Linked DNA regions of Mus musculus: region 2 is linked to region 1. Evidence: chromatin contacts called from ENCODE POLR2A ChIA-PET data. All regions are on one chromosome and are shown on one strand. The core of a region is the stretch at or near the end of the contact, and the rest is flanking DNA. Distances in the headings are between cores, read along the strand shown.

Region 1 (6,961 bases), core at 743-3,242:
CTGCTTCCTCTTAAAGGTATTACTCTGCTTAATGTAAGCAAGCTGAACATTTTGAAACTGGCTCCTGGTGGGCATGTGGGCCGTTTCTGCATCTGGACGGAGAGTGCTTTCCGGAAGTTGGATGAGCTGTATGGCACTTGGCGGAAGGCTGCTTCCCTCAAGAGTAACTATAAGTGAGTTTTCCCTTATTTATTACACGTCAATGACTAATGTGTGCACTAACATCCTCCATAAGTTCTGCATTCACATTTTGTTTGCGTTTTCCATTGTTTGGATGTGCCTCACCTGTGATTATTAAATGAAGATGTAAAGGTTTATTCTGTATCTGGAGAGTTGAAACATTTAAATTAAAATTTGTACTGCTTTGTGTTCAGTTAGAGAATGAGACTTTGGACTTCTCTCTTCCTTCCCCCCAGCCTGCCCATGCACAAGATGATGAACACCGACCTTAGCAGAATCTTGAAAAGCCCAGAAATCCAAAGAGCCCTCCGAGCACCACGGTAGAGTTTTAAAACTTAAGGTCTAACACTTGATACGACCCCTTGACTATTAAAGGGATACATGTTGATTAATGAATGCTACCTCTTGATAGCAAGAAGATTCATCGCAGAGTCTTGAAGAAGAATCCACTGAAGAACCTGAGAATCATGTTGAAGCTGAACCCTTACGCCAAGACTATGCGCAGGAATACCATTCTTCGCCAGGCCAGAAATGTAAGTCAGTTTGGCGTGTCAATTTTTTTTTTTTATTAGATTGCCCCCTTCCAAGACAGGAACTTACTATGAAGACGCTGGCGCCCCCCCCCCCCCCAACCACACACACTTGTTTCTACCTCCCCAGGTACTGGGGTTAAAGATGTGAACCACGATGCGCTCATTGAAGATAAGATTCTTAATTTTCTATTTGTTTTTGTTGCAGCACAAACTTCGTGTGAAAAAGCTGGAAGCAGCAGCTACTGCACTGGCAACCAAATCCGAGAAGGTTGTTCCAGAGAAGGGGACTGCAGACAAGAAGCCAGCGGTAGGCAAGAAAGGAAAGAAGGTGGATGCCAAGAAGCAGAAGCCTGCAGGGAAAAAGGTGGTTGCCAAGAAACCAGCAGAGAAGAAGCCTACTACAGAAGAAAAGAAGCCAGCTGCATAAACTATTAAAAATTGTTAAATTCCAGAGAGCAAGTAGAGACCGCATATTTCAATAAATCAAACATGTGGTGACAAACCCTTGTGTGACTCTTAAATTGTGGATGTTTCCAAGCCCCTTGAAATTAACCTTTTGAAGAACAAGTGGCAAGATGTGAGACTTCATGGTCAAACTTAGGTCATCAGAATTATAGAACAAAATTTTTTAAATAAAATTTCATTCTCTAGGCTGCTTTGTTCCACATGGTAGTCTACTTTATAAACTGAACTTGGGATAAATAGCTAGGGGCCAAGTCCTATGAATAGTGTGTAGTTATGGTAGCCACTAGAGGGCCTATGATGGTAAAAGGGAATGGCGGGACCACCACAGCTATGGCCACTGTGTCTGTAGAGGTGCAGTGTTCTTTGTATGAATCAGTCTGATCATCCTAGAATTATCATCGTTTCCTCTTGCCTTGATGTTAAAACTGCTAGCAGATAATGATGAGCGTGGGTAAAAACACTCCCTGAGACAAGGCAGTTCCTAAAGGTTAGTAGCATTCCTGTCCTTACTAGGCTTAGGTATTTTGGGTATTTTGGTTCCTGCCTGCATAAGTAGCCTTTGCAGAGATTAAAGTCACTTGGAAAGTAGGTGACAGGGTGCTGAGATGAATGCTATCCTAAAGCCTGTGGGGCCAATTTACTGTGAGGGATTACCAAGGGACTGAAGAATCTCCATGCTCTTTGGGATTCCACTTTGTTTTCAGATCGTGGGAGCTAAGCCCCTACTGGCCCTTCAGAAAACAGCTACGAGAAAGTAAGCCCTCAGCCCGGCGCTGGTCTCCGCAGTCGGCGGTGACGTCATCACCGCGCGCCTAGTAGAAGGCAGCGCCCTAAGGAAGTGGAAGGGGATGTTGAGTCGACTGCAGGAGCTCCGCAAGGAGGAGGAAACCCTGCTGCGTCTAAAGGCGGCTCTACACGACCAACTGAACCGCCTCAAGGTGAGCGTACAGCTTTCCAGCTCTAGCCCCTCGGGACGTCGACGGAGCGCGGCGGTACAGCTCCAGGCCGCTAGGTGTTGAGCAGGTTTAGCTCCTGAGCCCGCATCTACCCCGACCCAGCACGCCGGCTCACGGGTTACTGCTGTTTATATGCACTAGAGGGGGCTTTAGTGTTGTCATGCTAGTACTGAATCTCAGACCCGCTTGAGGCGCGAATGAAGTCTGGGAAAGAAACTTGTCCGCTTGAGTTCCCAGTAACTCTTCTGGGAACAGAGAATGACTCGGATGCAGATTTAGGTGCGCTTTGATCACGTCCTAGACATAGGGGTAATTTGGTCCCTGTGAAATGATCATGGTAATCCCTGGTCAGCACTCATGGGCAAGATCTTTAAATGTAAGTGACATGAGGATTAGAGGAGCCCTTTATAAACTGAACTTGTATACTTGTGGTAAAAAAACGATATGCAGTTTTTCTCAGGGCATTTATAAACTGCCCACCCTTATTGCAACAGAACCTCTTACAAGTACATGATCGTGTGTTGAAGATGACCTCCCAAACGCAGTTACCCTGGTGCACCAGGAAACACGTGCATTTTTTAACATTCTGCCTTTACTTTCTCATTAATGAGTAGACAAGCTCAATCATAGGACATCCATCTGTGTCTGTGGAACCAGCTGTCTCCTGGGGTGAGGGAGGGGAGAAGTGGTCTCGCCTGTGTAACCCAAGCATGCTTTGAACCTAGTGTGTAGCTCAGGTTAGTTTTAAACTTATGATCCCCTTGCCTCCCACATTTCTAACCTTAGTGTAGTGGCACTTGCCTTTAATCCCAGCACTTTGGAGGCAGAAGCAAGTAGATATCTGTAAATTCAAGGCCAGCTTGGTCTACTGAGTTGTAGGACTGCCAGTGTTACAAAGAACCTCTTCATAGGGAAAGAAAGGGGTGAGGAGGTAAAGCTGCCCTCCCCTTCTAGAGCAGTTCAGGGATGCCAACCTATATGGCATCTAGTGGAATTCACTCACTATAGTAACCCAGCAGAATACTCAGTGAAATAAATATCTTTGACTTTTCTTTCCTAGGTTGAAGAATTAGCCCTTCAATCCATGATAAATTCTCGAGGAAGGACCGAGACACTGTCTTCTCAGCCTGCACCTGAACAGTTATGTGATGTAAGTTTAGTCAAGTACAGACTTCCAGAGAGAGTGTAGAGTCCCATTGTGCCCGAGCTCTTTGGGCAGGCAAATGCTGTATGGCACATTATTACCAAGTCCAAAGGACTCTGGGAAGTACCATTCAAATATTTGGGGGCCTGGGCGAATTTATTGTACACTGAACCTAGGACTTCATACAAGGTAAGCAAGTACGCTACCAGTGAGCTGCATCTCCAGCCCCTCATAATTTGTAGTTCAGTAATTAGCTAATCTATATTAATCATCCAGACAATAGCAAGTACGCTACCAGTGAGCTGCATCTCCAGCCCCTCATAATTTGTAGTTCAGTAATTAGCTAATCTATATTAATCATCCAGACAATAGCTTATCTTTTATACTTTGTCAAGTTTAGGCAGCCTCTACTCTTCTAGTGTACACCAATATGCCTCGCCTACCCAGGTCTCAGATTACTCCATCCTTTCCAGCTACTCAAAGGAACCCCAACAAGCTAGCAGTGGTTGTTGTGTGTTTGTGGTGGGGCTTCTGTTGAAGCAGTGTCTTTTGTACCCAGGCTAGCCACCGTATGTTCTTCTCTCCTCCTGGGATTACAGGCATGTGCACTCGTATCCTGTTTAGAAACTCTGCTCTCTTTAGGACTATGTCATGGTCGCTGCTCTGTTAAGTGTGGCTTCAAGTACAAAGCTAAGGATGAGGTGCAGGTATTACCCTACTCACGCTTACCAACTGCCTTCAACAGAGCCAATACAGTGTTCCTGAATATACCGTGCTTTGAGAATTCTTTATAAGCTATGTAGCCTACACAGTTACTTTACTGATGATTTCTAAAAGAGCATGGTAGGTAAGTTAAGATCATAGTAAACATGAAGGACTTATTCTCACCGCTTTCCAGGAATGGGAGAAACGAGAAAGAGGAAAGTCATAAAAAGATGAACCTAAAATTGAACTTTAAAGATATTTTTATAGGTGTGTGTGAATGCAAGTTCGTCTCCATTGAACATCAGACACCCTAGAGTTGGGGCTTGTAGCTATCCAGCATGGGTATTAGTACTCAAACTTGGATCTTTTTGGAAAAGAAACAAGTACTCTTTTGTTTGTTTTGTTTTTTCTAGACAGGGTTTCTCTGTATAGCCCTGGCTATCCTAAAACTCACTTTGTAGGCCAAGCTGGCCTCTGTCTCCTGAGTGCTGGGATTAGACGTGTGCACCACCATCACCTTGCAGGCAACAAGTACTTTAACTGCTAATCATTTCTCCAACTCATGATGAGATTTGATTTTAAAAAGAATTTGCTGGGCTGGCGAGATGGCTCTGTGGTTAAGAGTGCCGACTGCTCTTCCGAAGGTCCCGAGTTCAAATCCCAGCAACCACATGGTGGCTCACAACCATCCCTAATGAAATCTGATGCCCTCTTCTGGAGTGTCTGAAGACAGCTACAGTGTACTAACATATAATAAATAAATAAATATTTAAAAAAAAAAAGAATTTGCTGTTTTGAGGCTTAATTCTAATGCTGTTATTCTACAGTAATTCTAATGCTGTTATTTTGCACAGATGTCCCTACATGTAGACAACGAAGTGACAATAAATCAGACTACACTGAAGCTGAGCACAAGGAGCCCTATGGAAGAAGAGGAGGAGGAAGAGGAGGAGGAAGAGGAGGAGGAAGAATCTGATTCGTAAAGGGGGATCAAGGGCAGGGTAGTTATACAAACTAAGTCTTGGGTGCTTCATCTCTTCAAAGTCATCTTGCAGGGCCTATGTGAAAGATAAACTTATGAATGGAAGAGGCTCAGCCCATAAAGTATCTATATTCAAATATGAAGAGCTGAGTTTGGAGCCCCAGAATCTGTGTAAAAACATAGAGTGTCACATGCCTGTAACCCCAGCACTGGGGATAGGAAGAACAACAGATCCCAGAAGCACACTGGCCAGCCTGTCTAGCCAAACCAGTGAGTTCTGATTCACTCAGAGACCTGTCTGAAGAGAACAGTTATAATGGCATAGAGGCCCAGCACATCTCAATCCCAGCACACAAGAAAAGGGATTAAATAGCAAGCTGCAAAAATAAAAATTTTGTTTTGATTTTTTTCTGCTACAATATATAAATCAGTTCAATTTTACTACCAGAGGAATGGGGAAAAGTAGATAACATCTGATCATTATGTAAAAGATCATACAGAGTTTTAGCCAACTTTGGCATTTACATACCTGCATTCCCAAGCTTTGGGATGCTCTAGCAAGAGAGATTGACATCTGCTGTGAAGCCAGCCTGGAGGAGAATGAAAACAAAGCACAATGAAAGGTCTTACCATGGTGTAACCACTAGAGTATTAGGCTAAGTGAGATCAATTAGTAACTCTATTCCATCTCTCTTCTGAAAAAGACAAACACTATACAAATTGACCTAATTTCAGTCATTACCAGGGGCAGTCACATGGGATGTGATGAGAGGCAGAATGTCAGGTGTGACGGTCCACACAGCAAGTTCCAGGACAGCCAGGACTACTTAGAACCTGTCTCAAAAAATTTATACAGAAAAAAAGAGAACTGCCAGCAACCTCTGGCCATCAGCACACCTCAACACACACCAAATACATCATATACACCCCTGTGCTGACAACACAGTATATACACTATTCTAAAGAAACCAAGGAGAGCCGAGAGCCGGGGGTGGTGGCACATGTCTTTAATCCCAGCACTTGGGAGGCAGAGGCAAGTGGATTTCTGAGTTCGAGGCCAGCCTGGTCTACAGAGTGAGTTCCAGGACAGCCAGGGCTGCACAGAGAAACCCTGTCTCGAAAAACCAAAAAGAAAAAAAAAAAAAAAGAAACCAAGGAATATTGATGAAATGGCCTTATCTTGCGTGCACATGTATGTATGTGTGGACATGTGTACCACTATGTGCATATGGAAGTTGGAAGAAGTTGGTTCCTCTTTCACCATGTGAGTTACAAAGATTGTACTTAGGTTGTCAGGCTTGGCAACAAGTCCAGAGAATCATGTCACCTGTGCATGACTGCTGCTGGTGTTTTAAGGATATACTCCGCGCTGGGCAGCAGTGGTGCATGCCTTTAATCCCAGCACTTGGGAGGTAGAGGCAGGTGGATTTCTGAGTTCGAGGCCAGCCTGGTCTACATAGTGAGTTCCAGGACAGCCAAGGCTACACAGAGAAACCCTGTCTCAGGGGGTGGGGGAGTACTGTTGTGCTATTATGTGGAACAGTTTGGATACCAGCACACTAGAAACTGGGTACCCCAGAAACATTTGTAACTCCAGCTTTGAGAGCTTAAGATTTATGTACATGTATTTACACATGCTCCCACACAAGCAGAGTATAGCCCTTTTTTTTTTTTTTTTTGGTTTTTGGAGACAGGGTTTCCCTGTGTAGTCCTGGCTGTCCTGGAACTCACTATGTAGACCAGGCTGGCCTTGAACTCAGAAATCTGCCTGCCTATGCCTCCCAAGTACTGGGATTAAAGGTGTGCGCCACCACTGCCCAGCAACAGTACTTACAAATAATATTCATAGGCTCTGCATCTTGTTTTTCTGACTTTACAGCCACCTCAAAGCATGACAAGGCCATCACTGAGAAGGTGTCGCTAATTGTAATAGTGAAACCATTTCCTAGCAGAATACAGCAGACTGACCAGACCAACATGAAGGCTCTCACACCAA
Region 2 (7,004 bases), core at 2,527-5,026, 95 kb before region 1:
TGGCCTTATACTCTTGACCCAAGATGACCTGCCCAAGTGTCCTGTGGGGAAAGAGAGGGGTCATGAGAGGTCAGCAGAAAGTCACCTCCATGGTTATGTCCCATGACTCCTTAGGCATCTGGAGAACAGGGGCCAAGCCCCCTCCTCATAGGGCAGTTGGGGGATTCAGATAAATACCTACCCCAGGAACACTTCTCTGTGACCGGAGGCCCACCTGCACATCAGTTATGATTCAGCACCAGAAAAGGGGCAGGGGTGGGGCAGGCACTCTGTAGCTGAGGAAGTGGGGCCCGACAGCAGCAGACCCAGGGCAGGGACCGGACCAGGGAGCAAAAAGATGGGGGAAGACACAGCTTCTGGTGTTCCTGTAGCTTTGGGTAAGTTTATCTCAACTGCAAAGAGGGAAGAAGCAGGAGCAGGAAGCGGAGAGAAGGAAGGGGTGAGGGTAGTGAAGAAGAGGGGAGGGGTGAGGAGGAGAGAAATGGAAATGGTTAAGGTGGGGAGGGAGGGAGGGAAGGAGGGAGGGTAGAAGGAGGGAAAGGGATGAAAGAAGGCAGGAAGGAGAGGAGAGACAGTGAAGAGATGACAGAGAACAAAGCGGGGAAGGGGATAAAATGGGAGAGGACAAGGTCAGCACAGAGGTGAGCCAGCGCGGGGGGGGGGGGGGCAAGGGGGTGGGGGGAGGATATTCAGGGAACCCCACTACCCCCACCCCCAGCCACACAGGCTGGAGTGGCAGCCACCCACCCTCCAATGCCATCTCCCTGCTATTCCCAGTCCTTTCTGAGACCAGAGGACACGCCCCATAATCTTGTCATTCAAAATAAAAGGTGCAGGTCAAAGGTGTGTTCCCTTCAGAGCCCTCAGCACACCAAAACCTGGGCCAGCCTCAGCAGCCCCCTACCTCCTTCCACTGGGTCATAAACCTAGGCTGCCCTGTCTCAAAGACTGGCCCATTGGGACCACCGGCATGTGGATGCTTCTCTTCTTCAGTTGTGTGAGAACAAATTGTACCAAACTCCTACACTGCTGGACAGCCTGGCTTTCTAGGGGAATGGGGACTAAGTCGGGACATTCTTCTGCTTCCAGGATAACAGACCAAGCCAGAGCTAACTGCAGGATTCTTCCTGAAGCAAGGAAGGGTTTCACAGCCCTGACCACTAAGTCCTTGCCTGTGAGCTCCAGAAAAGTCAGAGTTAACAACTCGGAAAGATCTGTGTTCCCTTCTTTTTACATTTAATATGTGAACACTCACAACAGGATGTGTATATGTGGATGGAGGTCAGAGAACAACCTTGGATGTTGGCTCTTGCCTCTCACTCTGTTTGGCAGTCTTTTCTTCACCTCTGCCTACGAGAGGCAGTCTGACCTGCTGGGTTTGGGGATTTTGTCTCTTCCCCACCCCACCCCCAGCCCCCATTTTGGGATTACAGATTTATAGTACCATCTGTATGTCCAGCTTTCTGTGAGTTCTGAGGATTTGAACTCAGTACCCACTAAGCCATCCATCTGTCTAGACCCTGTCTCTCTGTCTCTCTGTCTCTGGCTCCCTCCCTTCCCCAGGCTCTCGCTGTGTAGACTACTCTGTAGTGAAACTCAGACCCTGACCATCTCTTGCGTCTCAGCACTGAGATCAAAGGTGTGCGCCACCACACCCAGGGTCTGTCATCCTTTATGAAGAAGTACATCACATCAAGCTAGGAAATCAGTGGTAAAGCCCAAACTAGAAAGACTCAAAACTCATAAACTCTTTTTTAGATTTATTTCTTTATAGGAGCCAATGAGATACTTAGCAGATAGAGACACCGCCAACCCTGAGGACCTGAGATTCAAACCTAGAATCCACCTGGTAGGAGAAAATCAACTCTCTGGAATTGTCCTCTGATCTCCACATGTGTGCCATGGTATACATGTGCTTTCATGCACCCATGCACACACACACACACACATACACATACAATAAACAAATAAACACAATTTAACATTTATTTTTGGCTTTTTTGTTTTCTTTTTTAAAGTTTTTTTTTAAGACTTATTTATTTATTATACATAAGTACACTGTAGCTGTCTTCAGACACACCAGAAGAGGGCATCAGATCCCATTGAGATAGATGTGAGTCACCATGTGGTGGCTGGAAATTGAACTCAGCTCCTCTGGAAGAGCAGTCAGTGCTCTTAACTACTGAGCCATCTCTCCAGCCCTTGTTTTGTTTTCTTAGAGTGTTTTTTCTATGTAGCCTGGATTTCCTGAATTCTATCTAGATCAGGCTAGCCTCAAGCTCAGAGATCTGCTTGCCTCTGCCTCTTGGGTACTAAAATCAAAGGCGGTCCCACCATATCCAGCCTCAATCTTTACTTTCTTTAGACAGGGTCTTTTATATAGCCTTGGCTGTCCTGGAGCTCACTATGTTGGCAAGCCTGGCCTCAAGTTCATAGAGATCTGCTTCTCTCAGCTTCCAGAGTGCTAGATTTAAGTCCTGAACTACCACTTGGCATAAATATAACTTAATTTTTAAAAAATTGATTGATTTGTATTAGTATGTATGCATCTCTGTATGAGAGAATATGTGCACCTGTGTGTATACAGGTGGGTGCACCTGTGTATGAGACTATGTGCACCTGTGTGTATACAGGTGGGCGCACCTGTGTATGAGACTATGTGCACCTGTGTGTATACAGGTGGGTGCACCTGTGCATGCAGAGGCTAGAAAGCACTCTGACTATTCCTCTAAGTCTAAGTTTCCATGAAGCAGGGCTTCATTTTCTTGACTAGGCTGGGAGCCAGCAAGTCCCAGCAACCCTCTTGTCTCTGCCCACCTTAGAGCAAGGGTAACAATATTCACTTGGAAGACCCAGTGTGTTCCCAGGCTTGTTATATGGGAGCTGGGACCTGAACCAGTCTGGTCTTCATGTTTGCTCAACAAACACTCTTAACCATTGAGCCATCTCTCCACACCCCAAAACTCCTAATCATATTTTGGATGTTATTTTTATTATTTTTAGTTATATGTCTTGAATGTAAGTTTGTACACAAGTGCAGTGTACTCAGAGGCCAGAAAAGGGGGTTGGATTCCCTGGAACTTAAGTTCCAGGGGTTGTGAGCCACCTGTGCATCCTGGGAACTGAACTGGGGTCCTATTCAAGAGCAAAAAGTCTGAGCCATGTCTGCAGTCCCCTAAACTCCCAAACTCTTAATCAGCATGTACACTTTCTCTGGTCTTCCCTCAGAATGCTTGGGATTGGGTCCAGAACCTTACAAGATGCAAGGGAGCTAAGCCCTGTCCACAGAATGCCTAGTGCTTACTTCTAACCTGTGTACTCCATTCCTTAGCTCTTCATGGCCTCCAGGTTGCTTGTACCGCGTGTAGCTCAGTGTAAGCACTGGGGAAATGGTGAATCTAGATCGCTTAGGGAATGACAAGAGTTTGCTTGCGTTCAGAACAGATATTTTAGAAATATTTTGGTCTGAGGTCAGCTGGCTCCTTAGATGTGGGAGCCTGGATATGGAGAGCTGCCTGTTTACAAATGTGGCTTGAACTATTCCATACTCTCATTTCTGAAAAGGCAAGCGCAAACACACGTGGCTTAACTTCTTTCCCCTCCCATTGGGTACTAGATGCTTCTGAGGGCTGTCTCCCCCAATTCTTGCAAACACGGAACGCAGAACTGTCCCCCCCTTAAGACAGGGAGCAGAGATGTTTGTAGGTGACTGCTGGGTTCAGATCCACTTGCCCACGCTGAGGAAGTGTGGCTCACTGGCCCTTTGATTAACACATGGAAGGAGCCAGAGCTGTGGGCTGCTTGCTCGACTGTTTCCTTGGGACACATTCCCAGAGCGGGGTCACTGAACGCAGTAGATGACTACTTTTATGGCTTTCCATCCATATTGCCAATTCGTTATTACCAAGGGTGCTCTGAGATCCTGCCAACGCTGCACACTCAACTGTGCAGAGAAGCCTGTGGCCGCCAAACCATCCAGGCTTCTGCTGGGACCTGGCCAGTGGCTGGGGCTCCCAAAGCCCTGGTGGACGCTGAGTTTAGGGTGTTTTACAGTTTCACTTTGTTTTGCAGAATTTTCCTCTCTTGTGAAATCATTTAAAATGTGACTAAATGAGTTAAACCATAGTTAGGCTTGTCTGTTTTGAGGAAGAGAGAAATCTGAAAAACAAAATCCTTTTCGAATGCTCAGCCTCTTACTCAGCCTGGCCATGAAGGGGGTACCTGAGGAGGGGGGCATTTCAGGAGGGAAGCCCTAGGAGGAGGAGGAGAAGCGATAGCTTCGAGAGGGAGCCCAGGGGAGGAGGGGAACCAGGGGGAAGATTCACTGGGAGTCGCGAGTCCCGGGGGAGGTAGGCTCAGCCCTCGCCAGCTCGGCGTCCGATAAGGCGGGAGCGGCGGGGCGGCCCTGGGAGGGAAGGGCCCGGCTCGGCCCGGAGCGCAGATAACGCCCGGCACTCCGGCGCCCGAGACTGCGAGACGCCGAGGCCACAGGGGTGACGGCTGAGGGCACAGCCGGGCGGGGACCGGGACCCAAAGTCCCCCAACGCCAGGTCCCTGAGTGCCAGGTCGCTCACCCTCGAAGCCCCAAGCCTGACTCTGCACGAGATCTGGATACTGAGGTGCTCCCGTTTCCACGGGCGGGTCCGGGACCCCGGGAGGTCCAGGGACTTGACCTGGTCCCCTGGCCGCAGGCAGAGCCCGCCTGGGCAGACCGATCCCTTTTCTCTCCTGCTGCCACACAAGGGGGCTTTTCCCGCCAGCCGGCAGCGGAGGCTCAGGGCAATCTCTCCGGGTGGGATTAGCATTCTGCCTGTTCGGATTCTTTAAATTCCGCACTGAACATCCAGTCGGCTGCCAAACTGCTAGGGAGGCAGGAGGGTTGGGGAGAACAGGGCTGAGAGAGGCCTCCCCTGGCAACCCGAAGCTCAGGCTGAACTCAGGGAGCAACTAGAAGGCATTCCCTTACACAGAGACCCTCTTTTTCCTTACCCACTCACTGCAAAATCAGACCTAACAGCCGAAAGCCAGGTCTCTCCATTGGTTTGACCCTGATTTCCAGCGTCTTCCCTCACTCCCCATCCCTCACAGTTGGCCAGCCTCCGGGCACACTCCGGGCTTCATAACAAGTAAAAACTCACTCTCTCCTATGTACCTTCCCTCCACCCCTCAATATCAAAGGATGGAAAGGATTTTCCTGTATATCTATTAGTACACTGTAGCTGTCTTCAGGCACAACCGAAGAGGGCGTCGGATCCCATTACAGACGGTTGTGAGCCATCATGTGTTTGCTGGGATTTGAACTCAGGACCTCTGGAAGATCAGTCAGTGCTCTTAACCGCTGAGCCATCTCTCCAGTCCAGTTTTTCTTTTTCTTTCTTTTTTTTTTTTTGTTTTTGTTTTTTTTTTTTGTTTGTTTGTTTGTTTGGTTGGTTGTTTGGTTGGTTGGTTGGGTTTTAAGCATCCTCTAGAATAGTGCCCCAAGAAAGTTAGACTCCTTTGTAATGCAGCAACTGCTACCTATATATACTTACTGTGTGTGTGGTGCCTTTTATACAGCCACAATCTGAGACCAGGGAGCTCTCATGACTTGTCACAATCAAATAGGTTTTATTCCTGAGAGAAAGGCATTGGGGTGAATGACATTGGTTCCCCCCTCCCCAGGACTTTGCAGCAAACCCAGAGCAAGGGCTTGGGTGGGGCCTACAAGGCTAGGCCTTCAGGCCAGCCCCACCCTGTGGAAGTCCTAGGGCCACAGGTTCACCCTTGGTTATAGGCAACTGACTCCAGGAAACATAGTCACCTGTGTCTTTCTTTCCTCACCCAGGCGTCTGCCAGGCAACAGAAGCCCCTTTGCCTTTCCAGCGCAGGAGAGCCTCAGGCTCCTGCTCTGCACACCCCTCCCCACTCCAACTCCAGCCCTCACTGGCTCAGTGCAAACTTAAAAGTGAGTGCCCTCTCCTCCCCCTCCCCACAGTCTCTCTGAGCCCTGATCTCTTCCTGCCCCAAGATCTAGAAAAACCTTCTCTAGTACTGCAGAATGTAAACTGAGTGTAAATAGCAGTGAGTTCAGGTTCCCAGCATGCTTTGTCCCTGTCTATGTTATAAGGCTGGGACTGGGGCAAGGTCCCTCTCCGGGGTATAGGCTGTTCATGTGCTGCGTATCTGGAGTTCCATTTTCCTGCACTTTTACTGGTTTTCCCCCTGCCCCCCATCCTGACTCTCGGAGAAGGTTTTCGGAAGCTAACTAACTAACAGGAACAGAAACCTTTTTCTTTCATGAATAAAAGCAGGTGCTGCAACTTCCCCCATGGGACGCTAGGCTTGAACTGGATTATTCTTTGGGGTGGGGGGTTGTTGTTTGGTTTGGGGTGTTTTGTTTCATTCTTGAGACAGGGTTTCCCTGTGTAGCCCTGGCTGTCCTTGTAGACCAAGCTGGCCTTGGATTCACAAGGGTCCCCGCCTGTGCCTCTTTATTGCTGGAATCAAAGGCACAAGTACCACCGTGTCCAAAGGTTGAGTTAACCCTTTGGAAACAGTGCTGCAGGATCTGGGCAGGTGAGCACTGAGGGACTTTCCCACGGGAGACCCTGGGAGTGACAGCCTATGTGGTTCAGTGTCCCCGCTACTCCAGGGGTCAATGGACCTTTTCACCTCACAACAGTACAGCCAGCAAGATCCATCTTCCCTAGTTCCTGTAGCCCTAATGCGGGGAAATGTTCTTTGTGGGGCCTCTGAGCAGAGGACAGGAGGAGCTTTTGACAGTTGTCCTCAGGACCAGTGAGAGTGGAAGAGTCTGGAGGAAATCCCTGGACCTCAAGGTCCTCCCTCTGGGAACTATTAGGATATTGGGGTCTCCTGTGGCTCAAGGACAGTGCTTCTGCCCCCAAGTCAAGATGGAAGCAAAGGGCAGACCTACAGCTCACCTGAAGGTTTAAAGTCTTACCCGGTGTTAGGATGCAAGCTAAGCCCCACACCACGTGCTTCACAAACTAAGACACAAACTC

The links. ChIA-PET counts read pairs that join two places held with the same protein, here RNA polymerase II (POLR2A).
Region 2: POLR2A ChIA-PET joins it to region 1 with 15 read pairs in Patski. The contact joins the enhancer-like site here to the promoter of Snapc5 in region 1. POLR2A ChIA-PET finds 5 or more read pairs at or near these places in 2 of 5 experiments (Patski and embryonic stem cell).

The regions. Positions count from the first base shown.
Region 1 is chr9:64,177,305-64,184,265 of GRCm38, forward strand. It overlaps Snapc5 (small nuclear RNA activating complex, polypeptide 5), which reads left to right and starts at 1,993. Exons shown (of 3, transcript NM_183316.2): 1 at 1,993-2,116; 2 at 3,195-3,284; 3 at 4,838-5,384. The coding sequence starts at 2,027. The coding sequence ends at 4,966. Rpl4 (ribosomal protein L4) reads left to right here. Exons shown (of 10, transcript NM_024212.4): 7 at 17-173; 8 at 417-500; 9 at 593-713; 10 at 919-1,258. The coding sequence ends at 1,140.
Region 2 is chr9:64,080,460-64,087,463 of GRCm38, forward strand. Scarletltr (Scarletltr, erythroid developmental long intergenic non-protein coding transcript) reads left to right here and starts at 302. Exons shown (of 3, transcript NR_040743.1): 1 at 302-377; 2 at 5,825-5,944. Within about 2 kb of position 3,777, at least 1 of the 3 ENCODE cell types and tissues checked has a DNase peak (open chromatin) inside an H3K27ac peak, as active enhancers do.